2 separate regions of the Homo sapiens genome follow, and region 1 is linked to region 2. Evidence: chromatin loops called from intact Hi-C (ENCODE). Cell type or tissue: stomach. All regions are shown on one strand. Links, peaks and the distances in the headings refer to the core of each region. The heading gives the core; the rest is flanking DNA.

Evidence for each region. A loop is a pair of places that touch in the nucleus more often than their neighbours do. Peaks named below come from ENCODE experiments on the same cell type or tissue, not always from the same donor. Only the 100,000 strongest peaks of a DNase experiment are listed, where the experiment ranks them.
Region 1: a loop joins it to region 2, with 2.6 times the contacts of the local background. A loop is called at or near these places in 76 of 110 quality-filtered maps.

Annotation. Positions count from the first base shown.
Region 1 is chr4:81,845,421-81,860,919 of GRCh38, reverse strand. No RefSeq gene overlaps it. Among named protein-coding and RNA genes, the nearest start is that of RASGEF1B, 380 kb to the right of the region's middle. In stomach, for the core only: no CTCF peak of the experiment used is centred there; no DNase peak of the experiment used is centred there.
Region 2 is chr4:81,398,576-81,414,074 of GRCh38, reverse strand. No RefSeq gene overlaps it. Among named protein-coding and RNA genes, the nearest start is that of RASGEF1B, 66 kb to the left of the region's middle. In stomach, for the core only: CTCF peaks have their summits at 7,852 (motif pointing left) and 8,054; a DNase peak (open chromatin) is centred at 8,084.

The DNA of each region.
Region 1 (15,499 bases), core at 2,882-10,881, 450 kb before region 2:
GAGACTCCACATTCAGTCAAAATGGCTCATGTCTGTTCCCAACCAACAGAGAACCAGTCCTGAGTTTCTCCCTTCAGGGAAGTGGGTTCCCCTCTAGCCCAGGGCAGGTCCAGAAATGCTGTCCAGGAGCTAAGGACTGGAATCAGGGACCCCAGGAGCCCACTTGGTGCTCTCTTCCTCTGTGGCTGAGCTGGTTCCCAAGCTGCAAAACAAAGTCCCTTTTATTCTTCCTTCTTCTTTTCTCAAGGTGAAGGGACGTCTCCCATAGCCATCACAGCTGGGAGTGTGCTGGGACACACCTGAAGCCAGCACAGCTCTGAGTCTTACCAACAAGGCCCATAAGGAGTACTGTCCCATGCCTACCACCGCTGACTATTTAGAACTTAAGGGCTTTTTAGTCAGCAGATAATGGATTCTGCCAGAACTGAGTCCTTGCCTTCAAGACAGTGGGTTCCCTTCTGAGCCAGGGTGTCTAGAAATATTGTCCAAGAGCTAGGGCCTGGAATGGAGGCCACAGAACTCTACCCTATTCTAGTGCCTATTTCTACTGTGGCTGAGCTGGTATCCAAGTTGCAAAACAAAGTCCTCTTTACATTACCCTCTCTTCTCATCAAGCCAATGGAAGGAATTGCTCCCAGAGCTGTGTTTACATAAGGCTTAATGAAAGAAAACAAACACAGATTCTTCCTATCTTCATGCAGATTTGCATAGTTTGCATATGATTTGCATAATTTGATGTCAAATGAAGAGAATCTTCAATCTTTGCAACTTTCTTACCAGTGTCTTTTAGTCTTTATTTTTTCCTCCAAATAACTGTAACTGTGTTTCTTGATTTACTTGCTCTTTAGTTTCCAGGATAAAACAACTATAGTTGTAAGAAATCCAGTCTTCACTTTGTCTGATAATATTCTTTTTATCTGTGCATGTTTCAATGATCAGTTGGCTTAAAAGTTGTTGTTTTTCTTATTATACTAGGCTTTTGGGTGTATATCTGCTTACTGAAGTATACGGCATAAAGTCATAGTGCAATTGACTTTATTTATGTGGAGGAGTAATAAGTGGCTTCCTTTTATGGAAAACATGGTGTGTTTTTAAAGTGTGAGGCAGTAGAATATGGCAATTAAGAACATGGATGCTAGATCCAGAATGACTGCATGTGAATCCCAGCTCTGCCACTTATTGGTTATATAAGCTTGGGCAATTACTAAGCTCACTATGTTCAATAGTGATAATAAACTCTATCTTCTTACAGAGTTGTTGTAAAAATTAAATGAGTTCATTCATTTTAAAAATCTTAAGTCAAAGTGTTAAAAAATATTAGATATTATCATTATTTGGGGTCCCCACTAATGCTTTTTTCAACTTGGTACCAGAAAGGGAGATGGGAAGAGGCATCTGAAAAATCTGTATTTATTAATGTTGAAGAAAGCTCTAGGTAGTTAAATATAACTATGTAAAACTTAGCTGCCTTTAAGTTAATCTCTGCACTTAGTCACTTGAAAACAAACAAAAAACACAAAAGCCCCAAACACCTGTCTAATATCCTATTAAAAAGTGCTAAAAACAATAAAAAAATAACAAGTTTCTTAAAAATTCCTTTAAAATGCCTATAGTCTCTTTTATACAGTACGAAGCAGGAAATAAAAATCTTTTCCCCATCTCTTTTTCTTTCAATTCTATATTTTATCAATAGATAAAATAATAATGTCCCTTATGAGAAATGGCATCCTAGATTCAATGAAATAGGATATCTCAGGTGACACACTGAGGAGGACTTCTCACATGCCTTGCTCAAAGAAGGGCACTGAGGAATCACAAAACATCCACCTCAAAGGACTCCTCCACTACAAAACATCCCAGTTGGCTCTTGTCTCTCACACTGTCTTCTCTGGATCTCTTCTTTCCTCTCCTCACCTACCTCCTGTTCTTTCTTCTTCCCTTAGTACAGATTACATTAGCTGTGTGATTCTTCTTGTTCTTCAACTCATCCTGTACCTCAAATCAATGCAACAAAAGACCCAGGCCTGGTGACTCTCCTAGTCACAAAGACCTGTTTCCCTGGCAAAGTAGAGGAAGGGGGAAAGTTGTGATTACATTAATTTGGGGGTCACTGTTGTGCAAGGATAGCTGCAGAGATGTATTTCCAATCCAATTCTCACCTCTCTACCTTATTTATCTGAACCCATTACCACTATCTTTACTCTCATGTTTCCTAGGCCTCACCAAAATTAGAGACTGTGTTGGGAGCAGGCCCCCCAAAATCTGGCCATAAACTGGCCCCAAAACTGGCCATAAACAGAATCTCTGCAGCACTGTGACATGTTCATGATAGCCATAACGCCCATGCTGGAAGACTGTGGGTTTATGGGAATGACGGCAAGGAACACCTGGCCTGCCCAGGGCGGAAAACTGCTTAAAGGCATTCTTAAGCTACAAACAATAGCTTGAGCTATTTGTGCCTTATGTTCCTGTTGCAGTTAACTAGCCCAACCTATTCCTTTAATTCGGCCCATCCCTTTGTTTCCCATAAGGGATACTTTTAGTTAATTTAATGTGTGTAGAAACAGTGTTAATGACTGGCTTGCTGTTAATAAATACGTGGGTAGATCTCTGTTTGGGGCTGTCAGCTCAGAAGGCTGTGAGACCCCTGATTTCCCACTTCACACCTCTATATTTCTGTGTGTGTGTCTTTAATTCCTCTAGTGCCACTGGGTTAGGGTCTCCCCGACCAAGCTGGTCTTGGCAGACTGTATGCATACCTCAGTCTACTGTTGATGGGCAGTGTGACTCAAGAGGTTAACATGATGGTAGATCTAGGAGTTCCTGAGATTTCTTTTGGAGTTGAAAATGGCTTGTGGTTTTCTAAAGTCTTTTAACCCATATAGGTATAGTAATAATCTCTGCTTCATTGCAGAAGTCTTTGGAACATGTAGAAATCAGTGGGAACTCAAAATAAAGGTGGGCAGTCTGCCTTGGTGTGGAAGGGATTGCTTGAAATGTAATCAAGAAGAGGTAGTAAGAGGTAATAATTGAAATGTGTCTTGAGAGATGAGTAAGTGTTGAGTGGGCATGTTTCTGGAGGAGAAATGGGAAGGAATTGGGTAGAAATGTGGGGATGTAAGTTCAGGCAAAGATATTAGCAAATACATAGGAGAGATTCAGAAGAACCCATTCAGTGGACAATAGTTTGGTCTGTGTGAAGCACGGGGTTCAAGGAGAAGGCAGGGTTTGTAGAAAAATATGAAGTTAATTTAGACATACTGAGTTTGTATGTCTGTAAATCATTCAGGTGAAGAGATCTAAGAGGATTGTGTATGGGTTTGGAGTAGTAGCAAGTTTATGAAAGGAAATATGGATTTGGGAGTTTAGAACACAGAACAGGAACAGTTAGGAGAAATGGAATACTAAAGCTGGAGGGGTAGATGGTTGTGGTAGTAGACTATTATAATAATTTAGGGTTTTAGAAGTAAAGCAGTCCTGAGTTATAACAAAGTCTAGTATAAAAAATTCATATTAAGGTGGTGCAAAATTGTATACATTGTAGCATTTATAATCACATTTAAAAATGACTTTGAGCTGGGTGTACCACACCCAGGATTACAGGCATGAGCCTATGATCCTAGCACTTCAGGAAGACAAGGCAGGAGGATTGCTTAAGCCCAGGAGTTTGAGATTAGCCTGGGCAAAATAGTGAGACCCCATCTCTGTAAAAAATACAAAAATTAGCCTAGCATGGTGGCATGTGGCTGTTCCAGCTACTTGGTAGGCTGAGGCAGGAGGATCACTTGAACCCAGGAGTTAGAGGTTGCAGTGAGCAGTGATTGCACCAGTGCACTCCAGCCTGGGCGACAGAGCAAGGCCCTGTCAAAAAAAAGCAAGAAAGCAAGCAAGAAAGAAAATGACTTTACTGTTTGCAGAATTCTTTTCACATAAAATAATAATGAAGTGCATCATGAGAACAGTATTAGGAGTTTGAGTGTCTTCTTTTCCAACTGTCCTGTCTAATTTTACATATAACTTAGTCTGTAATGGAAAGGAACCACTCCTGGGCTCTATAAGCTTTGACTTTTCTTAGACTTCTCTAAAAGATGGAATAGAATTAAATAATTTGGCAACTATAAAGCTTCTTTACATGCAAAGTTAGTTGCCAGTAGGGATATAATAAAAATATTAGAGATTAGCTATTCTAATAAATATTAATTTGTCCCCAAGAAAGAAGGGTAATAATGGACCAAGGCAGGTCTGGAAGGGGCTATAGCTATAGATGAGGTTGAGGCCTTTGAGGACAGTCTTTAGGCTCTGCCCCTACTTGTAGGTGACTTGGATATGTCTTTGTCATTCTACTGAGGATGTCAATGAATTTTATGCTATTGCTTCTTCAGAAGTTGTATGTGTTATTGCCTTATTCTCAGGCCTTTGAGAGGGACTGAATCCTTCCCTCTCCCACATTTCACCCTGTGTAGTTTTACAGTGATGCCCTATAGATATTATATTGTATTTACCACTCTGAAGTCTTTGGGGGAGGTTATGGATTAATTTCATTTATTGAAGGCAGTTCTTGCTGATCTATTTATTTATGTGTTATTTCAAGATGATTTTTACCATGATCAAGCTCTAAACCTTTAACCAGCCATTTACCAAAAATTAAGCTTTTTTCTAAAGAGATGTATGTACAAAAGGCAAGGCCAGACAAATCTATTCTCTTTATCACTATTGGGGTTTTTGGTCACATACCATCCTGTGATTTGTGACTAGGTCTCCTGGATGCTCCCATGTATGACACCTTTCCTCAAGGTAGCTCTGAGGCTCAGACTGAACTGCTTCCTTAGTCTTTTTCCTTGAGTTTCATTCTGTTCTGTTGGGTTCATCCTGTGGTCACAGGAAGCAAGACAAGATGGCTAAAGGAAAAGGAGGACATGTCTCTAGCCTAACACAGAAGGACTAAAGCTGTTTCTACAGGCCTTATTTATCCTGTGGCTAGCCCTAGTGATATGGTTTGGCTCTGTCTCTACCCAAATCTCATCCTGAATTCCCATGTGTTGTGGGAGGGACCTGGTGGGAGATAATTGAATCATGGGGGTGGGTCTTTCCTGTGCTATTCTTGTGATAGTGAATAAGTCTCACGTGATCTGATGGTTTAAAAAACACGAGTTTCAGCCAGGTGTGGTGGCTCATGCCTATAATCCCAGCACTTGGGAGGCTGAGGCAGGTGGATCACAAGGTCAAAAGATCGAGACCATCCTGGCCAACATGGTGAAACCCTGTCTCTACTAAAAATACAAAGTTTAGCTGGGTGTGGTGGTATGCATCTGTAGTCCCAGCTACTCGGGAGGCTGAGGCAGGAGAATCACTTGAACCCAGGAGGCAGAGGTTGCAGTGAGCCAGGATTGCACCACTGCACTTCAGCCTGGCAACAGAGTGAGACTCTGTCTCAAAAAAAAAAAAAAAAAAAATCAACAACAACAACAGCAAAAACCAACGGGAGTTTCCCTGCACAAGCTCTCTTTCTTCTCTTGTCTGCCCCCATGTGAGATGTGCCTTTCACCTTCTGCCATGATTTGAGGCCTCCTCAGCCACGTGGAACTGTAAGTCCATTAAACCTCTTTATTTTGTAAATTACCCAGTCTTGGGTATGTCTTTATCAGCAGCATGACAACAGACTAATACAATAAATTGGTACTGGGAGTGCTGTTGAAAAGATACTCAAAAATGTGTAAGCAACTTTGGAACTGAGTAACAGGCAGACGTTAGAACAGTTTGGAGGGCTCGGAAGAAGACAGGAAAATGTGGGACAGTTTGGAACTTCCTAGAGACTTGTCGAATGGCTTTGACCAAAAAGCTGATAATGATATGGACAATGAAATTCAGGCTGAGGTGATCTCAGATAGAGATGAAGAACTTGTTGGGAACTGGAGCAAAGGTGACTCTTGTTATGTTTTAGCAAAGAGACAGGCAGCACTTTGCCCCTTCCCTAGAGATTTGTGGACCTTTGAACTTGAGAGAGATGATTTAGGGTATCTGGTGGAATAAATTTCTAAGCAGCAAAGCATTCAAGGGTGACTTGGGTGCTGTTACAGGCATTCCATTTTAAAAGGGAAAGAGAGCATAAAAGTTTGAAAAATTGCAGCCTGACAATGCGATAGAAAAGAAAATCTCATTTTTTGAGGAGAAATTCAAGCTGGCTGTAGAAACTTGCATAACTAATGAGGAGCCAAATGTTGATCACCAAGACAATGGAGAAAATGTCTCCAGGGCATGTCAGAGACCTTTGTGGCAACCCCTCCCTTCACAGGCCCAGAGGTTTAGGAGGAAAAAATGGTTTTGAGGGCCAGGCCCAGGCTCTGCTGTGTGCAGTCTAGGGACTTGGTGCCCTGCATCTCAGCCATTCCAGCTGTGACTAAAAGGGACCAAGGTACAGCTTGGGCTATTGCTTCAGAGGGTGGAAGCCCTGAGCCTTGGCAGCTTCCATGTGATGTTGAGCCTGTGGGTGCCCAGAAGTCAAGAATTGAGGTTTGGGAACCTCTGCCTAGATTTCAGAGGATGTATGGAAATGCATGGATGCCCAGGCAGAAGTTTGCTGCAGGGGCAGGGCCCTCATGGAGAACCTCTGCTAGGGCAATGCAAAAGGGAAATGTGGGGTTGGAGACCCCACAGGGAGTCCCTACTAGGGCACTGCCTAGTGGAGCTGTGAGAAGAGGGCTGCCATCCTCCAGGTCCCAGAATGGTGGATCCACCATGCTTGCACCATGCACCTGGAAAAGTGGCAGACACTCAACACCAGCTTAGGAAGGCAGCCAGGAGGGCAGCTATACCCTGCAAAGCCGTGGGGGAGGAGCTGCCCAAGGCCGTGGGAGCCCACCTTTTAGATCAGAGTGACTTGGATGTGAGACATGGAGTCAAAGGAGATCATTTTGGAGCTTTAAGATTTGACTGCCCCACTGGATTTTTGGGCTTGCATGGGGCCTGTAGCCCCTTTGTTTTGGCTAATTTCTCCCATTTGGAATGGCTGTATTTACCCAATGCTTGTACCCCCCATTGTATCCAGGAAGTAACTAATTTGCTTTTGATTTTACAGGCTCATAGGCGGAAGGGACTTGCCTTGTCTCAGATGAGACTTTGGACTATGGACTTTTGAGTTAATGCTGAAATGAGTTAAGATTTTGGGGGACTGTTAGGAAGGCATGATTGGTTTTGAAATGCGAGGACATGAGATTTGGGAGGGGCCAGGGGCAGAATGATATGATTTGGCTGTGTCCCCACCCAAATCTCATTTTGAATTCCCATGTGTTGTGGGAGGCACCTGGTGGGAGGTAACTGAATCATGGGGACAGGTCGTTCCCTTGCTGTTCTCATGACAATGAATAAGTCTGCTGAGATCTGATGGTTTTAAAAATGGGAGTTCCCCTACATGAGCTCTCTCTCTTCTCTTGTCTGCTGCTGTGTGAGATGTACCTTTCACTTTCTGCCATGATTGAGAGGCCTCCTCAGCCACATGGTACTGTAAGTCAATTAAACCTCTTTCTTTTGTAAATTGCCCAGTTTAGGGTATGTGTTTATCAGCAGCATGAAGATGGACTAATACACCTGGTTTCTGCTTGCCTTTCTATAGAGGGGATGTGGAGGCAATGAAGGAAAGGAGGAAAAGGAGAAGGAGAGTGACAGTGGCATTTCCCCCTGCTGTGGGTAGGGTAGGAGTTGGGGGAGTGGAGTACAGGAGAGAGAATTCAAAAGGAAGTCAGGATTCCAGTGATCAAATCCAAAGGAAATGCTATGGGCCCCAGATCTTTAACCTTTATCACACCAAAAATGTGACCCAATATTGTCCTTGCCACCATCATACCCACCATATATGTTCTCCTTAGGAGTGGGTGTAGGAGAATGGGGGAGAGAGCCTTGAGCTCTTTCTAGAGATTAACATTTGGTTTTTTGTTCATTTAATACATATTAATATTTATTGAGTATTGTTCTAGGCACTGTGTACAAATATATGAAAAGTGAGAGGGAGAAATTGAGAGAGAAACTGAAATTTTGGTGGTTAGCTCTGGATTTAAACAAAATAAAAACACTCTTTATCACTATGATATATTTAAACTACCTTAAGAACAACTGTCATATAGCCTATGGGTGGGTAGTTTCTACACCATCACCTGTGAGATTTTAAAGTTTTTCACTCCTTTCCCTCTATATATTTGTAAACAAACATGTGATACTGAATTACTGAAGATTGAGAAATTATCCAAGTCCACTTTCATCCTGAGTTAAGAAATTGGGAGATTTATCAATTTATTGTCTTGGCAGTTTAGTTACCATGGCTGTATGGTTTTTGGTCTTCTGAAAGCCAGAGTGAAGAGTGCCAGGTTATTTGGCAAGATTTCTGTCCCACTGTGCAGTCAGACAGACATATGCTGAAGTGTGGAATAAACCCAAACCTTTTTTTGAACTAGGGACCAGTCGACTTTCTGCAGATGTGGGTCATGGTTACTCATGTAGAACTTTATATTGAAGACCTGCCTGTAGATAGAGAAGATAGTAAGTTTATGGCTCTCTGTTGGTTGGGAACAGACATGAGCCATTTTGACTGAACATGGAGTCTCTGGCTGCTGGTAAATTAGCTAGAGATTACCAACACATAGGGATGTTCTCATGCTGATATTTGGCCCAAGAAACTTGGCACCTAAGAAGCCTTTCCTAGCCAACCCCTAAGAAAAAACTGGCTCAGAGTCTGGCATTGGGAGCTGAAAATAATCCCAATTCCAAGGCTAAGGTACATCTTTTGGAGAAGGTATAAAGTCCTGTTTTTACCCATCTTGTTCTTATTTATTTTCATAATTAATTTCTCTATAAATAGGTACAATTGAAAGTTAACATTTTCTTTACAAATTTCTCTAATTAGGCCAGGTGTGGTAGCTCACACCTGTAATCCCAGCACTTTGGGAGGCCAAGGTGGGCAGATCACGAGGGCAGGAGTTTGAGACCAGCCTGACCAACATGGTGAAACCCCATCTCTACTAAAATACAAAAATTAGCTGGGTGTGGTGGCACACACCTGTAATCCCAGCTACTCAGGAGGCTGAGGCAGAAGAGTTGCTTGAACCTGGGAGATGGAAGTTGCAGTGAGCCAAGATCACGCCACTGCACTCCAGCCTGGGCAACAGACCGAGACTCAGTCTCAAAAAAAAAAACAAAAAAAAAAAAAATCTGGAATTACATTTGAATTCAGCCAAAGTACTCTTCTGTAATACTTTCCAAGTGAAAATATCAGTTCGTTCATTTGTTCTTTCTTTCTTTCTTTCTTTCTTTCTTTCTCTTTCTTTCTTTCTTTCTTTCTTTCTTTCTTTCTTTCTTTTTCTCTCTCTCTTTCTTTCTTTCTTTCTTTTTCTTTTTTTGACAGGGTTTTACTCTTGTTGTCCAGGCTAGAGTGTAATGGCATGATCTTGGCTCACTGGAACCTCCGCCTCCCAGGTTCGATTGATTTTCTTCTTTTAGCCTCCCAAGTAGCTGGGATTACAGGTGTGTGCCACCACTCTCAGCTAATTTTCATAGTTTTAGTAGAGACAAGGTTTCACCATGTTGGCCAAGCTGGTCTTGAGCTCCTGACCTCAAGTGATCCACCCGCCTTGGCCTCCCAAAGTGCTGGGATTACAGGCGTGAGCCAGAGAATTGGTAGAGTCTTTCTGTGTTTTCAGTTAAGTTTAAGAAGTTGAACTCTCTATTTTGGGGGCAGTTTAGAAGGTTCCACACATTTCTGATGATGGGGTTTGGAAACTTCTTCCTAAGTACTAGGAGTAAAGAGTCTGGTAGGAATAACTGGATGTGAAAACATAAAATTAATGACCAATTTATCATCTCATAGGTTTCTTAGTCCCAATGGTGAACCTGTCTGTAAAGTCAGAGAATTTGAACAGCAACAGGTTATTCCCTTCACTTGCACAATTAATTAAAAGCCCTTGATTCTTCCTTGGTGAAAAATGAGGGAGATTTCCAACAGGAGAGCAAATTCTGTAATGTTGGCATGGAATGCTGGAAGCTGAACAACTCTGTCATCAGACCAAACCTGGTCCAATCTTTCTGCTACCTGCTTCATGTTTTGAATAGATTAGTGTCCCTCTTGAGTGCATATGTATTTAATCATTCACTCACATTTGACTTTCTTTCTCTAGGTCCTCGTTTTTTTCTTGCTTATTTCAGGTTTTTATAGAACTGCATTATATGGAGGCATGATTCATATGTCTTATTTTTCCTCCAGTTATGAAATTCTGTTTTCTTTCGCAGAGATTAATGAATCTGCTCTAAATTTCAAATAATGATAGCTTTTGTTTTCTGGTAACTAGCCATGAGCTTTATATGTTTTCTTATAAATAATGTCCTTATTTGAATATCTGCCTATACTGCCATGTTGAAATAAGATTATCTCTGAATTAGCGTGTTTGCCAATTTCCAGGCATAACGCATTCTTGAAAATGTGCATGAAAGATGAATGCATAAAAGATGATCAATGGACTTGAAAATTTCAAGGTGCCATGGGGTGGGATGGATAGCTAGTGCTAGAGAGCTAAAAATGTATTCTAAAATCCTAATTACTCCTTTTAGATATCCTATTCATTGATATATTTGTCTCATTTCATATACATTCTTTAATTTTTTTCTTTCCCATTAAATACATGATTGACAAGTTTAAGTTCCATCATGTCTTGATTGAAAGTTAGGAGTTTCCACTTTTGGGAGAGCTAAGAATTTGCTTCTTTGTCTCTCTTGTATGATTTTGATGAGATCTTCATTTATTATCATTAATTTTAGCATATGAATTTATTTTTGTCTCATTTTGGCTTTACAAAAAAAGGACAAAATAAAATAGCCAAAAAATTGCCCACAAAAGATACTGTGACACAGGCAAAGAAGGTGTCACTGCTGGAACTGAACTGTTAGCCAGCTGGCAGCATCACTATGCAATGGTCTGAAATGGTCACTGGGTGGTTTGTGTTCAGAAGTTTAGGATGGAAAAGGTTCGTTTCGGGGTATACTTATGCAATTGTGAATGTACCAAAGCCTAAAATTATACAAACATGACCTCTTCATATAATAAATATGGCTGTGACTTAAAAAATGGTCAGATATTTAGGAAAAACACAGAACACTGATTGGTTGCTAATTAGACCACTAATTATCAGGAAGGGAAGAGAGTTTGACTCCCTCCTCCCCACTGCCTTGTAAATAAAAGGTGGAACATGGTTTTCCAAGTCAGTGGATTTGGGCTGAAGTTGGTAGAAATGTAAAATTAAAAGGAGGGCACTGAATAAAAAGAATATCCATTCACAGTGAATTAAACAGCTTTTGTTCAGTTAAATTACGGAGATCTTTACAAAAGAGTACATTTAGAAAAATAGATAATCAAAATATTCTATGAGAAAATTATGATAGCAAATACTAAAAGATACTTTGTAGAAATTTGAAATTTGGCTGATGAAAAAGTTTAATTTTTTTTTTTTTTTTCCTGGAGAGATGTTGTGTTAAACAACTATTAACCTCAACAGGAAAGGCATCAGGTTCAAGAGGCTGAAGAAGAGACCTAGAACCAGCAAATGAGACATGGGGTTTTATGAGGGGATTACATACAGGGGAGAGAGTTCAGTGGTGGCGGCTAGATAGGAGAACCCCACCTTACATACAGAAATAGTCCAGTGGTGGTGGACCAGACAACATATCCACTTGACCCAGTGGTGGCGGGCTGGGTAGGAAAACCACAGTGCTTGCAAACAGCATGCAGTTCATACAGCATTTTCACAGAACACTCCCGCTAACGATCTCCCCCTTTAACCTTCATCAAGCTGAAAACTCAAGGCCTCAATTCTCTGTTATGGTCTGTGTTCCACAGAATGGGGCTTGGGGGCTCCTGTGTTTCTCATAGACAGGGAACTAATGTCCAGGTTGGCCACTCCCTAATTCCCTAGCTTGGAATACAGATTCAGGTGCATCTGCCATACAGGGTCATTCTAAAAGTATGCTTCAGTTATTGCTGTCATGTGCATTTACCCTACAAGAGGCTATTTAAATTATAATGTAATAGTGTATTAAAAGCAATTCTTTGGAAAACCTTTGAATGAGAATCCCTCTGGGACTTTGGCAATAGCTCAATGGAAAAGCAAATGCATCTGTAGTGGGCAGGAGCCTCACGGCGGCCCAGATGGCCTGGAACCCAGGGGGGCAGTCCCCAGCCTTCCTAATGACACATTGAAAGGCGATGATCTTTGGCTTGGTCAAAGCCACTGTTCCTGTCCTAGAATGTCTGATTGGGCGGGTATGACAGAAGAAGATCTGCCTGATTTGGTGGTTGTAACAGAAGAAGAGGATACGTTTCTAGACAGATTCCCCCTTCTGGCATTCACTTTGCTTGTCTGTTTCGTACCTACAGTGCTCCAGTTAAACTCTGTTAGTATAATAGTTATTACCCAAACACCACCACCCTTTGTAACCTCTAAGCCTTTACTCTTGTCTGTTACATCTGCCTTAAATCACTTTTCTGCCTTTTTCATCCAACGAACTCCAATCTAGTGTTGAAAGGCTAGCTGATGTGAAGTAGGTTAAGAAGGGAAATTTTAACAACCCTTCACTTCTTCCACCCTAACCAAATACAAAACCAACAAAATTATCTTCTCTCTGAACTTCCATAGCACTTTTTACTTCTTTGTTACATTCCAGTGATTACAGTAATTAGTGTACATTTTTATCTCTTCTACCAAATTATAAACTCTTCAAGGAGGGAAAAAACCACATTTGATTCATTTGCTTACTCATTGTGGATTCTTCTGCCCTCCCCTTCCTCACTTTTCACTGTACTTTGTATATAGTAGACATTCAAATAGTAAATTATATTAAATATTAAATAAGTTTAATATTTATCTTAAACATTAAAGATAAATTTCACTCTGCTATGTAAGATAAGATTAATGCACATGGCATGCACCATTTAAAACTCTGAAAAAGGAAGTTAAATAAAGGAAGGTAAAAGAGTCAAGAGACTTTGTCTTTAATATCTCTTAAACTAAAATAATAATATTATTGTACCTAGTAGAACAGTAAAAAGGCTCTTACTGGACTGTCTTCAGATTCCCTGGAAACACACACTGACATGGGGATTTGTGTGCAAGAAGTTTATTGGGGAGTGCTCTGAGGATGAGATCAACACCTGTAGAAAAGAGGGAGCAGGAAGCAGGCTGAGCAGCTGCAATGGAGGCCCCAGCTGATCCGTGGGAGAGTTCTGAAGCTGAGCGGCACCTTAGAGTTGCTCTGCCTTGGGTCGAGAGGACCGAGTCTTTATACCACTATTATTGGAAAGGTCTAGTGACCTTGGGCTAGGCAGCATGCTGGCTAAAGGCAATCACTAGAAAATAACTCAGCTGAGAGCCATCTTCTACTAACAGTCCCAGCAGCTGAAGGAGTGAGTGCTCCAGTCCTGAGGAGGAGATGTGGGCAGGGCACTGCAGCAGCCAAGGCTACACTAATGCCATTGGGGTGTTGGTCAGTGATTTCAAAAAGTCAGTCAAAGAGGAGAATCATAAAAAATGATACATACACCCACAAATACTCTATTTCAACTTAAAATATAGGAATGTGAGTTGATTTGCCTTTTACTTATAGGAATAAGGCCTTTGAGTATGGGCCACTGGTTGATGTTTTACATCTTGTGCAGATAACATAAAGAGATCATTGTGTAAAATGTTCTGTTTCAGCTTATTTAGAGATGCTTGTGAAACATGGTTGTCTTTTTTACACATAATTTGAAAGCAATATTTTTAGTGATTTGCCTATATTATGTTTTAGTTTTTAAATTTGATTTTATATTTTCTCATATCATAAAAGTACATATTTTAAAGCATCAAACAGTCCTACAAACCTTATAATTAAAAACAGTAGTATTTCATTCCACCTCTCCCTGCTCTTAATACCTACTATTCTCTGTAGGCAATCACTTCAACTCCCTTTTCCATTTTTCATTTGGATTCACCTCTATACAAACATCCCTGTGCTTATGTTATTTTTTGTGTTAATTTTTCAATTTTGGATATTTTCTTTTTCTGAGACAGGGTCTTGCTCTGTCACTCAGACTGGAGTGCAGTGGCACTATCATGGCTCACTGCAGCCTCAACCTCCTGGGCTCAAGCAATCCTCCCACCTCAGCCTCCCTCCGAGTAGTTGGGATTACGTCTGTGCCACCATGCCTGGCTTATTTTTTAGTTTTTTGTTGAGTTTAGGGTCTTGCTGTGTGGCCCAGGCTGGTCTCAAACTCCTGGGCTCAAGTGATTCTCCTGCCTCGGCCTCCCAAAGTGCCAGAATTACAGGCATGAGCTACCATGTCCAGCTAGTTTTAGATGTCTATTCATGCCTTCTACAGAAACTGATGAGTTTTCTTACATCCCCTATCTCTGTCTCCCTCGCCCTGTTCTTCAACACATACTTCCCCTCTTGTCTTCCAAACATGATTGTTTGAAAGTTGTAGCTTCTATCATTGAGCCTGTGTTACTATCACTTAACAGCTGAGCCATGTATTACAATATGATTGCATTTACTTTTCTATGTAACTTTTATAGTTTTTTTCTTTTTTTGGACTTAGTAGTTACCAATAATACTTTGTCTCAATTTCTTGAACTGTAAAATGGTCATAGTAACTGTATCTATCTCGTAGAGTTGTCAAAACTGTATGTTTAACTATTAGTTTTCATGGACTTTGTTTTTTATGTACTAATCCCTAATTCATCTTAAACTTTCTAACAGAGCCGTAAATATCTTTTTAATATACTTGATTTTATATTAAATGCTCAATGAATAAGCGTTGAAAACTATAGCCAATACTCTAATCTGCGCTGTATGAATGACAAAGCCATTTAATTGCAAGAGCAATGCATTTAGAATTCTTGGCAAGGCCTGAAACTGCCCCTTCCTAGCTGTGTGACCTTTGGCTAGCATATTTGAGTCACAGCTTTATCATCTGCAAATGGGAGAATTGGATTAGATAGTCCCTAGGGTCTCTTCCAGCACCATGATTCTATTATGGAGAAAAGCATATGCAGAAAATACCAAACTATGTAAAATATGTCAATGAAAAGAGTCAAACTCTAAAATATTTTGAAGGAATTTATTCTGAGCCAGATATCAAAGACCAGTGACGTGTGACATAGCCCTCAAGAGATCCTGAGAACATGTACCCAAGGTGGTCAGGATACAGTTTGATTTTATACATTTTAGGGAGACACAAGGCGTCAGCCAGTATTTGTAAGAGATACATTGGTTTGGTCAGGAAAGGCAGGACCACTGGAATCGAGGGCTTCCAGGTCATAGGTAGATTCAAGGATTTTCTGATTGGCAATTGGTTTAAAGAGTTAAAGAGTTTAAAGGCCTTGACTCAATAGAAAAGAATGTCTTGGTTAAGATAAGGAGTTGTGGACACCAACCAACCCCTTATCTTATGCAGAGGAGGTCTCCAGAGAGCTGACTTTAGAGATAA
Region 2 (15,499 bases), core at 3,311-11,310:
CCACAAGCCTGGATGCACTCCTTGTCCTTCCCTGAACTTCAGACTAGTACACTACACCCCCACGGGAATGGCCATGTCCAAAACACAGAAAGAAAACTCTTGGTTTTCTCATCAGTGGCAGTCACTGCTGCTATTCATCAAATATTTCCAACTTTCTTAAGTCCAGGTATGCAGTAGATTGTGCTTCCTTCCATCCCCTTTGAAGTTAGGCATTGCTTTGTGATTGCTTTGTTTGATGAAATATGAGTGGAAGCAACTTCACTTCCCATCAGGCACTTTGGGAACCAGAGTGCAATTCTCTATGCTCCTCGCTGCTGTGGTGGTGAAGGCAACCAGTGTCAAAGTGAAGCCTCCGACCCCTTAGGTTCCTAAGTGAATCCTCTGAATGGAGGCCCCTGCCAACTGGCAATGGAAATGTCCTGAGCGAGAAGGAGATTTTTTTGGGTTAAGCCATTGAGACTTAGAAGTTGTTTGTTACCACAGCATAACCTAACTTATCCTGATTGATACACCTCCCAAGTCTGTGCCTCTTCCTGGCTTTCTACCTCAGTAAACACGAATTCAATCTTCTGGGTTGCTTAGGACAAATTACATGGTCTCATCCTTGATTTCTCTTTCTTTCACTGCACATCAATAATCCTGGAGACCTTCAAATGTATCTAGAAACTGACTACTTCTCACTACTTCCATGTCAAGACACTGTCATCTGCTGGATTATTGCAACAGTCTTCTAAAGCCTCGCCTTCCTTATGGTCTAGTTGTCACATGTCAGCTAGGACAGCTGTTCAGAACACAAGTCCACTTGTGTCACTCATCCCATTACTCATATTTCTATAATGGTTTCTCATCTCCCTCCAAGTGAAACCCAAGACTCTGTAAGATCCAACCCTGCTGCCTCTCCAGCCTCATCCCCTGTGATCCTGCTTTGTGATCATTCAGGTGTAGCCACACTCCCCTTGCTAGATCGTGCATATGCTCGACCTTGCCCTTGCCATTCCCTTGGCCTGTAACATCTGTCCAAGGCAGCTTTGTGGCTCATTCCCTCTTCTTCATCTCTCTGCTCATATGTTTCCTTCTTCACGAGGCCTCTGGTTTCCTCTAAATCAGCTACTCTCTTTCCAACATTCCCATTAGTTTGGAATAATAAGGGAAAATGTTACTATTACATGTTAGGTTCTCTGTTGAACTCTTGATATATAATAAATAACCTCATTTACTTATAACTATCCTGTGAAATGGAAACTATTATTCTTATTTAAAGAGTACAGTAACTGTGGCTTAGGGATATTAAAATGAGCTTAAGTTCACAAAGCTGGTAAGCGGCAGAACTCAGATTAATCCATCTGCCAGACTCTTAAGCTATCCCCTTAATTGCTATGTAAGTCTGCCTCTAGATTAGGAAGAGTCCAAAGACATAATAAAACTTGATTTTGGCAATTTTAAAAATAATTATTTATATCATCCTATTGGCAAACAAATTCAGACTGTATGAGAGCACAGTTAGGAGAATTCAGAGCTTGCTGAGCAATGGCTCCCACAGAGTGTGGATTAATAAGTCAGTGCCCACTTCAATACAGGTCTGTAATGGTGTGGCAGTGTTCTGGCTCTGCCCTGGTCTTGCTCTCACTCCTATTATTCACCAGGATGAAGACTGGAGAGGCCAAAAAACTGATGTGGCATTAATATTCAAAAAAAATTTTGATGCAATAATGAATTAAATCAAACCAGATAAAGCTTGGCAGACTGAAGTTAAACTTTGCATTTAGGTTCAAAACTCAATATTGTAAATTCAGTGGGGGTGAAAACATTTCTTTCTTTTTTTTTTTTTGTTTGAGACAGAGTCTCACTCTGTCACCGAGGCTGGAGTGCAGTGGCACGGTCTTAGCTCACTTTAGCCTCTGCCTCCCAGGTTCAAGTGATCCTCCCACCTCAACCTCTGGAGTAGCTGGGACTACAGGTGTGCACCACCACACCTGGCTAATTTTTGTATTTTTTTGTAGAGATGGGGTTGCACTATGTTGTTCAGGCTGGTCTCAAACTCCTGATGTCAGGTGATTGGCCAGTCTCAGCCTCCCAAAATGCTGGGCTTACAGGCATGAACCGCTGTGCCTGGCCGGGAAAAAACATTTCTTACAAAAGTTCATGTAAAGAAACCTAGTGATTTGAACTGACCCGTTTCTTCATGTGGACCGAGAGTATGACACCACACAGGTGTTTTTAGGAACCATCGTAGTCTCAAAAACTCCTTATCCAGATTGAGGAAGAATAGAGGTGAACTAGGCTGCTAAACCATAGCTCTTTTATTTAATCCTATTGTTTTGTCATCCTATTGTTTTCAGTTATGAATAGCAAGCTTTAAAGAGAACATTGACAAACTCAAGGCACAAAGAAGACAGTAATAAGGGTGGTGAATTGGAGGAATTAAAGCCATATGAGAGCCTCTTCCTGGATCCAGAGTTGTTAAGTCTGAAGGATGGATGTTGGAAAATTAATCACTGTCTTATTTAGGCTTACTCTACTGTGTAAAATGGAAGAATTGAGGCTAACATGTGAAAATTACAAGGAAGCAGATTTCAAGTCAATGTAAATATTTTCTAATCAACAATTATGTCCTGCATCCCGAATGATTACGGAAGATATTCCCGTGGATAGTTGCATAACCGTGCCCCTACCTTCAAAGTGCTCTCTGACCAGTAAGAGAGACAGCTCAATTATAAATGTTGACCTGCTTAAATGCAATCATTGACGTTCCTGTAAGAGTCTGTAGTTGCACAGAGGAAGGAGTGATTAATTCTCTCTCCCTAGGTGGTCAGGGATATTTCACAAAAGTGATAATTAAGCATAACTTAGAAGCATAGGTAAGAATTTTTGAGGGGGATAAGTGGTAGAGAAATGCTCCCTGGAGAAACTAGTAAAATAGTTAAGGATATCATATAAGGATGTGAAGAAGCCAAGTAAGGGTGTGTTAGTCTGTTCTCACACTGCTATAAAGAAATACCTGGAATTGGGTAATTTATAAAGAAAAAAGACTTAATTGGCTCACAGTACCGCAGGCTACACAGGAAGCATGGCTTAGGGAGGCCTCAGGAAACTTTCAATCATGGCAGAATGCAGAGGGGGAGCAGGCATATCTTACATGGCTAGAGCAGGAGGAAGAGAGAGAGGGGAGTTGCTACACACTTTTAAATAACCAGATCTTGTGATAACTCACTAACTGTCACAAGAACACCACCCAAGGGAAATCCACTCCCATGAGCCAGTCACTTCCCACCAGGCCCCACCTCCAACATTGGGGATTACAATTTGACATGAGATTTCGGTGGGGACACAGACCCAAACTATATCAGAGTACAATTTCAGATGAAGTCCCAGACTCAGCCTGATCCCATGGGGAAACCTGTAGCATAATTTACACCTCAGAGTTTGTTCACTTTGAAGCAAAGGAGCCAAGCTTTTGTACTCCCATACCAGTCTGTTCATGGTTATGGGCTACCCTGATGGACGGGGGCTGGAATACAAAACGCCCAGGCATATGTGGAGCAGGACATCTCCAGAGCAATGCTCCAAAGGTCGTAGATTTTAGGATGTGAGGCATTAGCAGCAAGGCATAAAGAAGTTGGAGGATGCGTACATGATATGCTTAAAGAGATCTGGTAAAAGCACCATCAGTGTCCTTTACTGGGGACATGAAAAAGAGGGTCTTGGCTGGGTGCGGTGGTGCATGCCTCTAATCTCAGCACTTTGAGAGGCTAAGGTGGGATGATTGCTTGAGCCAGGAGCTGAAGATTAGCCTGGGCAACATGGCAAGACTCTGTTTCTTAAAAAAAAATACAAAAATTAGGCAGGTGTAGTGGCATGCAACTGTGGTCCCTGCTACTCGGGAAGCTGAGGTGGGGGTATCTCCTGAGCCCAGGAGGTAGTGAGCTATGATTACACCACTGGTCTCCAGCCTGGGTGGAAAGCGAAACCCTGTCTTGAAAGAAAAAGAAAAGAAAAGAGAAAAGAAAGAAGAAAAGAAAAGGAAGGAAGGAAAGAACAAGGAAGGAAGGAAGGAGAGAAAGAAGAAAGAAAGAAGAGAAAGAAAGAAAGAGGAGAAAGAAAGAGAAGTCTTCAGCAAAAGAATCAGTCAAGCAAGGGCGTGGAATATGATGTGTGCTTAGAGGGATAAGTGCAATTTTACTGGAATAATAGGGTGAATAGGAAGAAAAAGGCTAAAGACCTAAAGTGGTCGACTTTTGTGGTACCCAGGAAAAACTCCTTCAGTAGGCTGTCTCAAGAGAGACAGGAATCCCATAGAAATCTTATGGAAAAATCTACAGTACATCGATGCTTCATGGAGGCTTTTCTGGATGGTGATTCAGGGTCTAGGTGCTGTAGGTATCTCAGTGGAGGACCAATGGGTTATTTTAGTTCTCTGAAGATTTTTTTCTCACCTTTTCTGATTCAAAATCTGAGGTTGACCTAGCAAACCATCACTGACCTAGTAGGAGCAGAATATTTTGTATCAGCACATTTCTTAATTTGCTGAAAAACTGTGGGCCTCCTTGGCCATCAGCTGTCACTGGGAATATAGATTAATATGTTATTGGGTATAACGGGGAGATTAAAGGGAGAAAGGAAGTAGTGGCCATAGTCCATGTGCCATGATTGACCAGAATAAGCTTTTCTGGAGCCAGGTCAAGAAAATCCTTGTATCAGTCATCCATGGCTGTGGAACCAACTTCACAGGGCCATGCAAGTGGTAAGTGAGTAGGGTGAGGCCAGTGAGGTGAGTGTAACAACAGGGGCATGCAGTTTAAAGAGACACTTACTCTTATGTCATGGAAGTGCAAATGAGGCCTCCTTGAATTTTGCACCCTAGGTGCTTCACCTCCCTCAACTTAGTCCCAGCCTCAAAACTTAATAGTTTAGCTCATGTACCTGTGAGTTAGTACTTTGGGATGAACTCAGCTGGTCAATTCTTCTCACTCCCAGTGAAATCCAAGGCCCTGTAAGCTCTAACTTGCTCGCTCTCCAGCCTCATCTCCTGGTCTATACTAGGCTTGTTCATGTGTCTGTGCTCAGCTGGGTTTAACTGGTGGATGACGGCATTGGCTGTAATATTTGGTTGTGAAAATTGTCACTCCAGCAGCTAGAGGAAGAAGGACTGGCAAGGTGAGACTGGAGGTAATAATAAATCAGGAGCAAACAAAAAATGAAACCTGTAGCAAGAGAGTAGTAGGATGGAGAAGAGAGGAGGACCGAGAATATTTAACAAAATGAATACGTATTGATAATATAGTTGGCATGCTGGAAAAAAAAACCCACTGGAATTTCAGATTAAATCCACTCCAAAGGGAGGGATTCCAGTTTCAGTTAGGTCCTAAATTCTTCCCTCTGCCCATGGCTGTTCCAGCGTTCACTTTCTTCAACTCTTCCCAACCTCATTGCTACTCACTCTCAGCCAACAATCTCGCTTCCTTATTCATGAAGAAAATTGATGTCAACAATGGTAAATCAACTCATCTTCCGTCTGCCTCCATCTACTCCCCGCCCTTCTTTCCACCTTATCTCTGTCCGCCCCCACCGTGGCTATTTCCCAGGGCTCTCAGAGGGCAGTCTCTTCCTGTCCAAGCTTAAGGCCTCTTCCTGTGATCGCCATCCCATTTCCTCCCCTCTCCTTGGATCTTTCTGCAAGTCCTTTTACAAAAAGTTATGGTCCCTGTTCAGTATTATGGGGGAGAAAGGCATTAAATGTACTATAATATATTGTAGAGGCATACTTTCAAAATTTCTGTTATGGGTGTAACTAGCAAATAGTCAAGTACTAAAAAAACAGTTTGGACATCTTATACAAATATGGGAGCCAGTTATGAAGTTTCTTTGTTTCTGATTTTGACTTTGGAACTATACGAAAAGTGTTAACTCTTCCCTGAATCCACACAGCACATTTTTTTTTCTTCTGGATAACTCTGGTATTTTACCTGAAACAATAGGTTGTCAGTGAGATGCTCAGGGGCCTGAAGGAGATAGAAATACTGGAAGAAGATCAGAGAGTAAGGACAGACATTACTGAGGGAGTGGGAGGGATTCATTTATGTAGAAACATGAAAGCAGAATTAACTAGGCAATGACTAATGATATGATAACTGTCTACAAACACCAAGCGTGTATGATGTGAATGCCAAGAAGTCAAATTGCTTCACTCGGCACAAAGATACAATCTGTACAGTAACACAGTAGACAAAATAAATAGAGCATCCTGAATTACCATCACAGAAAATTCCCCCAAATAAGTAGAAATCGAAATGATTTAATGAAGACTACTTCATTTCTTAGGACAACTCGCATCCATCCATCCATCCATCCATCCATCCATCCATCCATCCATCCATCCTCCATCCCTTTCTTCAGTAAACTTTAAGTACTTAAGGAGCTACAAAGGAACCAGCTCTTCAGCTTTCCCCATTCACACCTCATGGGCCCCAGCCTCTATCCTTTCCTTTCCTTCATTGCCTGAGTGGCCTTCCTGAATCATCTTTATTGTTACTTTCCAACAAAAGCCAAAAAATTATTGCTAAAAAGGCCAAAGCAATAGATAGCATCTTGATGTATAAGGAAAAAAAAATCCACAGCAGCCTTGACATGGCATTCAAGGCTACTGTTGATCCTGGAGGAGGCATACCAGCCTAGAGAGTAAGCATGGGTCAGTGCAGTCTATCACCACTACTCTGAAAGCACACCAAGAGTTGTGTCATTGACTCCCCATCACTTACAAATTCTCCCTTTCTCCTATGTGATACTGACTCACCCCTCCTATCATCATCTTCCGAGATCAATGGGGCAGTGGTAAGCCCATTTCTAAACAGTGGTACTGAAAGTGTCCCTTTTCTCAGGAAATTTACCATCGACATCACTGACACTAAGGATTAAATAATAATTTCCCAATCACGCATTTATTCAATAAACTCATATTGAGTGATGGCATTGTGCTAGGTTCTTAGCTGCAGTCTAAAAGCCGGTGTCACACAGAATGCCAGGACAGAGTCTCATCTTCAAGGAATCATTTCGGTGCTGCTTGCTCCACTAGAGACAATCAGTTTGGAGTTGTATTTTATTTATTTATTATTTATTTATTTATTTATTTATTTATTTATTTTTGAGACAGAGTCTTGCTCTGTCGCCCAGGCTGGAGAGAAATGGCGTGATCTCAGCTCACTGTAACCTCTGCCTCCCGGGTTCAAGCGATTCTCCTGCCTCAGCCTCTCAGGTAGTTGGGATTACAGGTGTCCACCACCATGCCCGGCTAATTTTTGTATTTTTAGTAGATACCGGGTTTCGCCATGTAGGTCAGGTCTTGAACTCCTGACCTTAGGTGATCTGCCCGCCTCGGCCTCCTGAAGTGCTGGGATTACAGGCATGAGCCAGCGCGCCCAGCTGGAGCTGTATTTTACAAAGTGTCAGTGTCTCAAAACCTGCGGTGGACTATAGATACAGGTCATAGGAGTTACCTGTGTGGATGGGATAGGGCCAAACAGCAATGAGTTGGTAGTTCGGAGCTATTTTAAGAAAAAAATCCGAGAAGTTTTAGTTTATTGTGGACGGGTGGGGATTGGCGGTAGAAAATTACTAAATTTATTAGAAAAATCAAGGAGAAAGTATCATTCCGTGAATTCCTGCAAAGGCGATCGACCCAGGGAATGGTTGGGGCATTCTACTTCCAGAAGAACACTCAGCATCTTGAACAGGATGAAACTGGAAAGTATGGATAAAGGAGTAGACTGCTGAATTTTTCAAACAGACCTTCCAACTTTCCAAAAAGAAAAATGAACATTCAGTATTTAAGGGGTCTTTATTGCCATCAAGTGGTGGAAACAAGGATAGCGCTAAAAGAATTTAATATGAATATTTTTCTAAGCGGCAGGGAGGCTGGAAGATACTAACCTTCAAAGTAATTACTGGGTTTAAAAGCCTTTATTTAATTAGGGTACTATCACAATTTTGTAACCTTTTCTGTATTTATAAGTTCTATATTAATTATTCTCCTGATTTCTACTCCTGGCTCTATTGTGCAATCCCTGTAGCCCTAGTTGATGATGGTTATATCATTGGAGAAATGCTGCCACCTTGTGGGAGATGTGAAAAGAAGTCCCGAGAGCAAGTGAGAAATCACGTATTAACTTTGTGAAGAGAAACTTGTACTCTTTTAAGTAGGAATTTATCCCTGAGTAAAATTGTCAAGCCAGAAGAATTAATCTTTAATATTTCTGTCCTCCCTTTTTTTGTAGGCAAATGGCATACATTACTTTTCAATTGTTCTTTGTTCACTTCTGTGTGACTTTGGGTAATTTGTTAGTTTCCTTATCTGGAAAATGTGCAAATGGGCATAATAACACGTATAGAACAAAAGAAGTATTATTTTCCTTTATTATTTGCCTCTTTTTTTACACTAAAGTGTGTGTGGCTGCTGTGCTATTTTTCCTCTTCTTTTTCTTTACTTTCTTTCCTTCTTTCTTTCTTTTCCTTTTTCTTTTTCTTTCTCTTTCTCTTTTCTTTCTTTTTTTTTTTTAAGAAGGGATCTCACTCTGTCATCCAGGCTGGAGTGCAGGGGTGTGATCTCAGCTCACTGCAGCCTCAATCGCCCCGGGCACAAGCGATCCTCCCACCTCAGCCTCCAGAGCAGCTGGGGCTACAGGTGCATGCCACCATGTACAGCTAATTTTTTTGTATTTTTTGTAAAGGCAGGTTTTTGCCATGTTATCCAGGTTGGTCTCAAACTCCTAGGCTCAGACAAACCACCCACCTTGGCCTCCCAAGTGCTAGGATTATAGGTGTGACCCACCGTGCCTGGACTTGTGCTGTTTCATAGTCATGGCAGTCCATAAAATGCAGAGCAGCAAAAATACATTTTTATTTTTGTAAAGGAACATACTTTTCTAGACCTTGAATCCTCCTCATCCCTCTCTCTGACAATTTCTAGTTTTTTGAGCCCAATTAAGAAGTTTGGTCAAATTGAAGATTCGTCTAACTCAGCTCCTGTTTAAATCCTCCACTTCTACTTCCTCCCTGCAGGCTGCGTTTTGTAGGTCGCCACTTCCTTTGGTGCTCCTCATACACACAAGGCAGATCCTGAATGCAGGTGAGGCCGCGAGATCCACAAAACACAGATTTCCCATAAAGAGGCCAGGGACACAGTCCAAACCTTATCTACTTTAGAAGAATATGGAACCCCTGCTTACATATTACTTTTCCTCCTGTTTCTTTACAGTGGTAAAGGGAGCAATAGATTGTCAAACTGGAAAAATATCTCACATGAAATTTTAGTTTTTGACAACGAATAAGAAACAGGGCCATTGATTTCAATTTTCTAAAGTTAACACCTCTAAAAATGATAACCCCTGAACTGAAAACCTAGAAATCCCTCCAGGACTGAAATTTCCCAAAAGATTGCCCTCATTTCCCACAGGTCTCAAGTGCTGCCTTCTTTCATCCTTAGGTAGTTAAGGAGAAACACACTTCCCCACATCAGCCCTGGCGGGTATTGAAGGGCTCTGGAGGTTCTGGGAGATGTCCCCTCTCCACCTCTCCCAAACATCCAGCAGAGGAGGCCAGTGCTTCTTCCATCAGCCTGGGATCTCCTTAGATCCACCCCCACTTCCATTTTCACAGTATCTTTCCTCCTTGTGATTTTTGGCCTTGCTTCTCTTCAACTGACAACATCTAAGAACTATACAATCATAGACTTTTCATATGTATATATGGAACGTGTAGAAAATAGAAAGCCTTAGTCTTGAGTTATAGGTAAATACAGAAGAAAAAGCAATTACATGTTAAAGCCATTTCTGTATCAAGTATAGCAATTTCTGTGAGATAAGGAATGTGCTTAGGTGGGATATCTGAAGTCTCAGAAAATTACTTCACAAAGGTTAAAGCATTCTCTGGGCAAGGCGAGTGGATGTCGTGGTCCTGCTTTGTCAACTGTTACATGGTAGTGTTTTGTTAGTACATAGAGGGCATGGCCTTCAGGGAGAGGTGGTCTCCTCCTCAGGGAAACCTAGTCTCCATTACTGCCTCAGTTTCCTGGTTTCTCCCTGAATGATATTCCAAATATCACAGCGTGCCCACCCTTGGGCCCAGTAACCCCTCTTGTCTCCGTCACTCACAAGTCACGTAGGGAAGCATTCCTCAGATCGCTATCACTTAGTGGCAAATGCAGTTTGCCTCCCACTCAATTCCATCTCTGCAGCCTATGGTCTTCTGGCTTCCTGGAAACCAGAATCAATCAGATGTGGATCAGATGTGGATCGTTTAAGCAGGAGGTATGCGCAGTTTCCTTCCTAGGATGCTGGGGCCAGGACAAGTCAGCCTGCACTAGCAAGGCACATGTAACACATATGCTCACACATGCCCCAGATTTTAATCCCATAATCTGGGTCAGGATCTGTTGTCATGAACACGAGAGACCAGTTGCCATGTGCTTACTCTTTTCCAGTGTACTGGAGCAGAATTACTGTAAGCCAGCGATCCTGACCTGGAGTTCATGGCTGGGTTTCAGAGGACCTGTGATCTTCTGAAATGGTATGTAAACTCTATGTGTATGTGTATGTGCCTGTGTATGTGTTTTGCTATGTCTATATTTCTGAGGAGAAAGTCCACGTATTTCATAGAGTTTTTAAAAAGATTTGTAATCCCTCAAAATGTTTGAGGTCTGCTAAATGGCTTCCCAGAGTGTAAGAATTTGGTCCTCTTGGGACCCAACTGTCCCATCTACCAAAGGAAAAAATGAAACATAGCCCAACATCTACGAAGCATTGAGTGTGTGCCAGCCATGCCCATATAGCATATCTCATCTAATCATCTCACCAACCATGCAAAGAAAGCATCATTCCCCTGCTCTCAGACCAGAAAGTGGAAGCCCACAGAGGTCAAGTAGCATGCCCAGCAAAAGCTGGCATTCAAACTAGCATTGCCAGGCTCCAACACCCATGTCCCAGCCACCACCGCAGCACTCTGATTATCTTTTGTCCTGCTTGGATTTCTTTCCTTCCTTCCTTCCTTCCTTCCTTCTTTCCTTCCTTCCTTCCTTCCTTCCTTCCTTCCTTCCTTCCTTCCTTCCTTCCTTCCTTCCTTCCCTCCTTCCTTCCTTTTTCCAACTCTCTCTCTTTATTCTTGTTCTTTAGCCACCCTTCTGCTTTGCGGAAATCAAATCAGTCCATTCCCATCTGACAGGTGTCTGCCCCTTCCTTCACCCTTTCTTGGCTTACCACAGAGTTACACACTGGTGGCCCTTGGGTCAACACTGCCCTGCAGTTGTTTTTTTTTTTTTTATGATGAACAATGTTTTGCTAATATTTAGAAACTGGAAAAATTCACATAAAAGTTTGGATTTCAAACTGATTTTGAGAAAAATCAGAAGATCTAGCAACCCCAAGCCCACAGTCTCTCTTGATAAAGGGACGTTGGGCTGAGTTGGTGGGGCTTGTGTTCTCCATTTCCCTGCAGTCCTCACCACTCCCTCTCTGACCCCTGCATCGCTGTCCTGTGTCATCTGCTGGGGGCCTTTGGCATCTGAATTTTAACTCATTGTTTCCTCTCTCCCTTCTCTGTTTCCTCTCTCCCCTCCTTCTGCCTTGCATATTCCTCAACTGTGGGCTCTCCCTCCCTAGAATAAACACCTTTTATTTCTCCTTCATTTATTTACATTCTCTCTCAGGCTAATTTCTGCTGTCTTCCTCCTCTTTCCTGTTATAGAACTGAAGACAAAGATAGGCAATTGGAGACTGTGCTGTCTATTATGTGTCTGAATGCTGTGGGGCTAAGGTACTAAGCAGGGCAAACCTGGCCGGGGCTTCCCTTGTCTGTTAGTATTTCCTTTCTTGTGCTTCTCTTAAAAAGAAAAAGAACAACCTGACACACATAAGTGTGTTGTTAGTTTTATCCCAACTGTATTGCATCTAAAAAAAATACATAAATAAATAAATAAAAAGCAAAACAGCCAAGTTGGAGGAAGTGAAAATGGAGCCCTGGGACCCTGATTTATCTGTGCTTGCCCCATTTCTCGACACTATATGACACATGGACATTGTGGTGCTTCTGCTGTAGCAGGCTTTTTCTGTGACATGGGGCATCTGATTCTTTGATTTCCAATGTCTCGCTCTCTGAGTTAAGTTTTTTGAGCCTAATGTGATTGGATGTTCCATTTGTTTTACAAATAATTTATTCAACATAAATTACGGTAAACTTCCAACATGTCGTCTTTTCTCTTTTACCAATCTGGAGAAGCAGGCAATGAGAGGACAAGATGTCCTTAGAGTGATACAGTGATATTAAGTGTTCCTGTACTTGACTCCAAAAGTGCATTTACCAAGTTCTCCAGGATTAATGTGCCCACTCATTACAGTGGTGTTAAAAGGAGAAGGTCAAGCTTAGCAAGGGAGAAGGTGGCACATATCCAAAAAGAAAGCTGCAAAACCCTGGCAGTGGCCACCAACCCTGCATGTTCAACTTTACACACATGTGGTCTTCAGAGTCTCACTCTTTAACAGATGCGTCCTAAATCGTATGTCATGCCGGTGAATTTGGTGAATGAAAACATATTTTCTCATTGGAAACAAATGTCTCACTTCAGAGATGTTTAATCAGAATATCTGGTTGATCTTTAGCTGATAGTGACTCTCATCTGTATGTTTATTTATCTAGACAAATTTCTTCATTACATTTTCCATAATGGATATATTTTAATACATGTAAAGAAATCAGCTAGTCCAATAATTTGAAACTTTAGGACCAGAGGCCACCGAGGGCAGTGAATGAAGGTAATGCACAAGGCCGGAATGCTAGCAGTGTCTGAATCAGTGTGTCCACGGACTCACCTGCCTGTACACTGGCTACTGAAAGTATATTATATTTTAGATTTCAAAGGGGCTGAGAACCACTGGGATAGACTCTTCTTCACATATGGGAGCTCCCAGATGGATTAACCTTGTGGGACAGGAAGACAGCAAGGGAGCAGCGGGGCTTGTTGCTCCTGGGCTGGAGTTCCTCCTGTTATAATCTGTTGCCTGAACCAGAAGTCCCTGTTGGGGAATCCTTTGGCTGTAGCCCCCTCAGTAGTTCTGTAGTAATATCATTTGTGGTATTAGTGTGAAAGCATTTGTTGTTCTCCTCTTGATTTTCCAATGTGATATGGAAATGGAAGACCAATGAATGGAGGACTAGGTACGGATGGGAAATTATCTGTACTATAATTTCTTCTTGCTCATCTTAACCCACTTCCCTTTGCCTGCAGTGGCAAAGGGAGTATGTGGATATTGTCCCCTTAGCTAATAAAATGTTCCTTTCAGGCATTCCTGGGCCTGTCTCTGTTCTCCTAATGCCTTTGACCGAGGCTACAAAGCTGATGTGTGGAGCATCCAGGAAGTGTGTTCTGATAGGATTCCCAGAAGACCTGCCACCTGCCAGTTCTGTTCTGTTTTCCTGATGGCCCACTGCTCACTGTGAAACTAAACATTTGCAGAAGGCCTCAGATGACCTTGAAGAGCTCACTAAGATTCAGGAGCCTTGATTTTATCCTGGAATCTGACACCAGTGTGCTCTACAGTTCACTGAGTTCCTCTCGTTCTCTTTCCCTCTCACCCATTCATGTATAGGATTATTAAGTAAGACATTTTCCCCTTCTTTGAAAATGTTAGTACTTATTTTCAGGCATTCATTTCAAATATTCCAAATGTCTCCCACATGCATGTAAAGCACTATAGTAGACACGTTGGGGCAGAAAGTAAAGAAAAAACTAAGAACATTATGATGATGATGTTATTCCTATTTTATACATAAGTAAACTGAGGCTTAGTGAAGCTAATTAAATTGCAAAAGGTCGCCAACCTAGGAAGAGCTGGCATTCAAACCCAAGTCAGTTTGATTTCAAAGGCCATGTCCTTCTCATTGTTCCGTGTTTGCTACAAAGATGATTGGAACATGGCTTATTTCTCCAAGGGGTTTTAAGCCCAGAACAGATGAGAGTACATATACGATAACTATAATTCAAAGAGTATTCTGTAAATTCTGCATAATAGACAAAAATACAGGGCTATGGGAGAATGATAAACGTGAAAATTATTTAAAGTTATGTGTGGTTCTTTGTTGTTGGGAATGTTGTTGCCATGGCTACAACTTGAGCCTCTGTCATAGTTCTGAATTAAAAGCTGCACAGATGTATATGCAGATACGCTGACATCAATGGACAAAGTCATGCCACCGATGACAGCAAATGCTAGTGTTAGAGATATTCAGGGAACTTTAAACTTTCCAATAGCTGTGAGCAGCAGGCATTGGTGCGATTCCCTGACTCTACACCATCCTCTCCATCTATAGTTTGCAACTGAGCCCTCTCCATGGTTCATTGACGTAGTTAGCTCCTCAAGGAATCAGTGCTGATCTGAGCTTGTCCTGCTGCTGCTACCTAAGGGCAAGTTAACACCATTCCCCAAATGTGGGAATGAAGGATTTTAGAAGTCCCACTGCAACATTCTGTAAGGAACCAAACACTCATGCTCTGCAAAGGTTAAACCCCAGGCCAGATTCCAGATTCTTATCCTCTGAAGCTCTATGAGAGAACTGTTACTGCCTTCAGAGACTATGGATCTGGCTCAATAAAAACAAACGAATTTATAACTGTGTTACAGACACATTCCACTTGTAACTCCATTAAGAGGCATTACATGCTAGATGTTCAGCCCCATGACCATTGTAGCTGCCAGACCCAAAACAAAGATTCATTTGATTTTCAGATATGACCTTCTTGGGATCAGACCCACCAAGCTCTGGATGCCCAGAAGGCTGCTCAGGTTGGAACACCTGTAGCCCCCGCGCTGGGGATTAAGAAGCACTTGTTCCAGCTATAAGCCTTGCCAAATGTCTCCGCACCACAGAAATGAGATCTGGCCTGCGTGGAGTGCAGGGGGCCCCCAGCTTGCATCACATTCTTCCAGGCTTAATCTACTCAACAACCAAAGTGGAAACAGTTTTCTAGCCCCTCTTAGCCAACTGAGTATACAATATAATCTAATGTTGCTATATGGCAACCTTAACAGTAATGAACTCTACACCATGTTCCCCTAGAGAGCTATGTAGTGTTTCCCTGAGGGCATGATTTTGGAACAGTTTTTCAATAGGAAAAAGAATCATCTAATGTACACTTAGCAAAAGGTGAAGCTTTAAATGGCAATGACAGTTTAGTTAATATGTATCTTTAAGTTGTTTCCTTTTTTTAGCTGAACAGATAACAATTTCTGTATGTGGTGCAATAATACAGAACCAGTGGTATTGGGACTTCTATTTAGGAGACTATACCTTGTCTAAGTGTGGCCCAAATGCATAGGCAGACACATAGCCTTTTTAATGTATCTCTCCATAACATTATTCCTGGGAGCAGGAACCGAGAAAGGCAACTTGGAGCTGACTTCACAGAGCGTGGCAGAGTGAGCGCCCCGAATTGGTTCCAGGACAGCTGGAGCCCTGATTG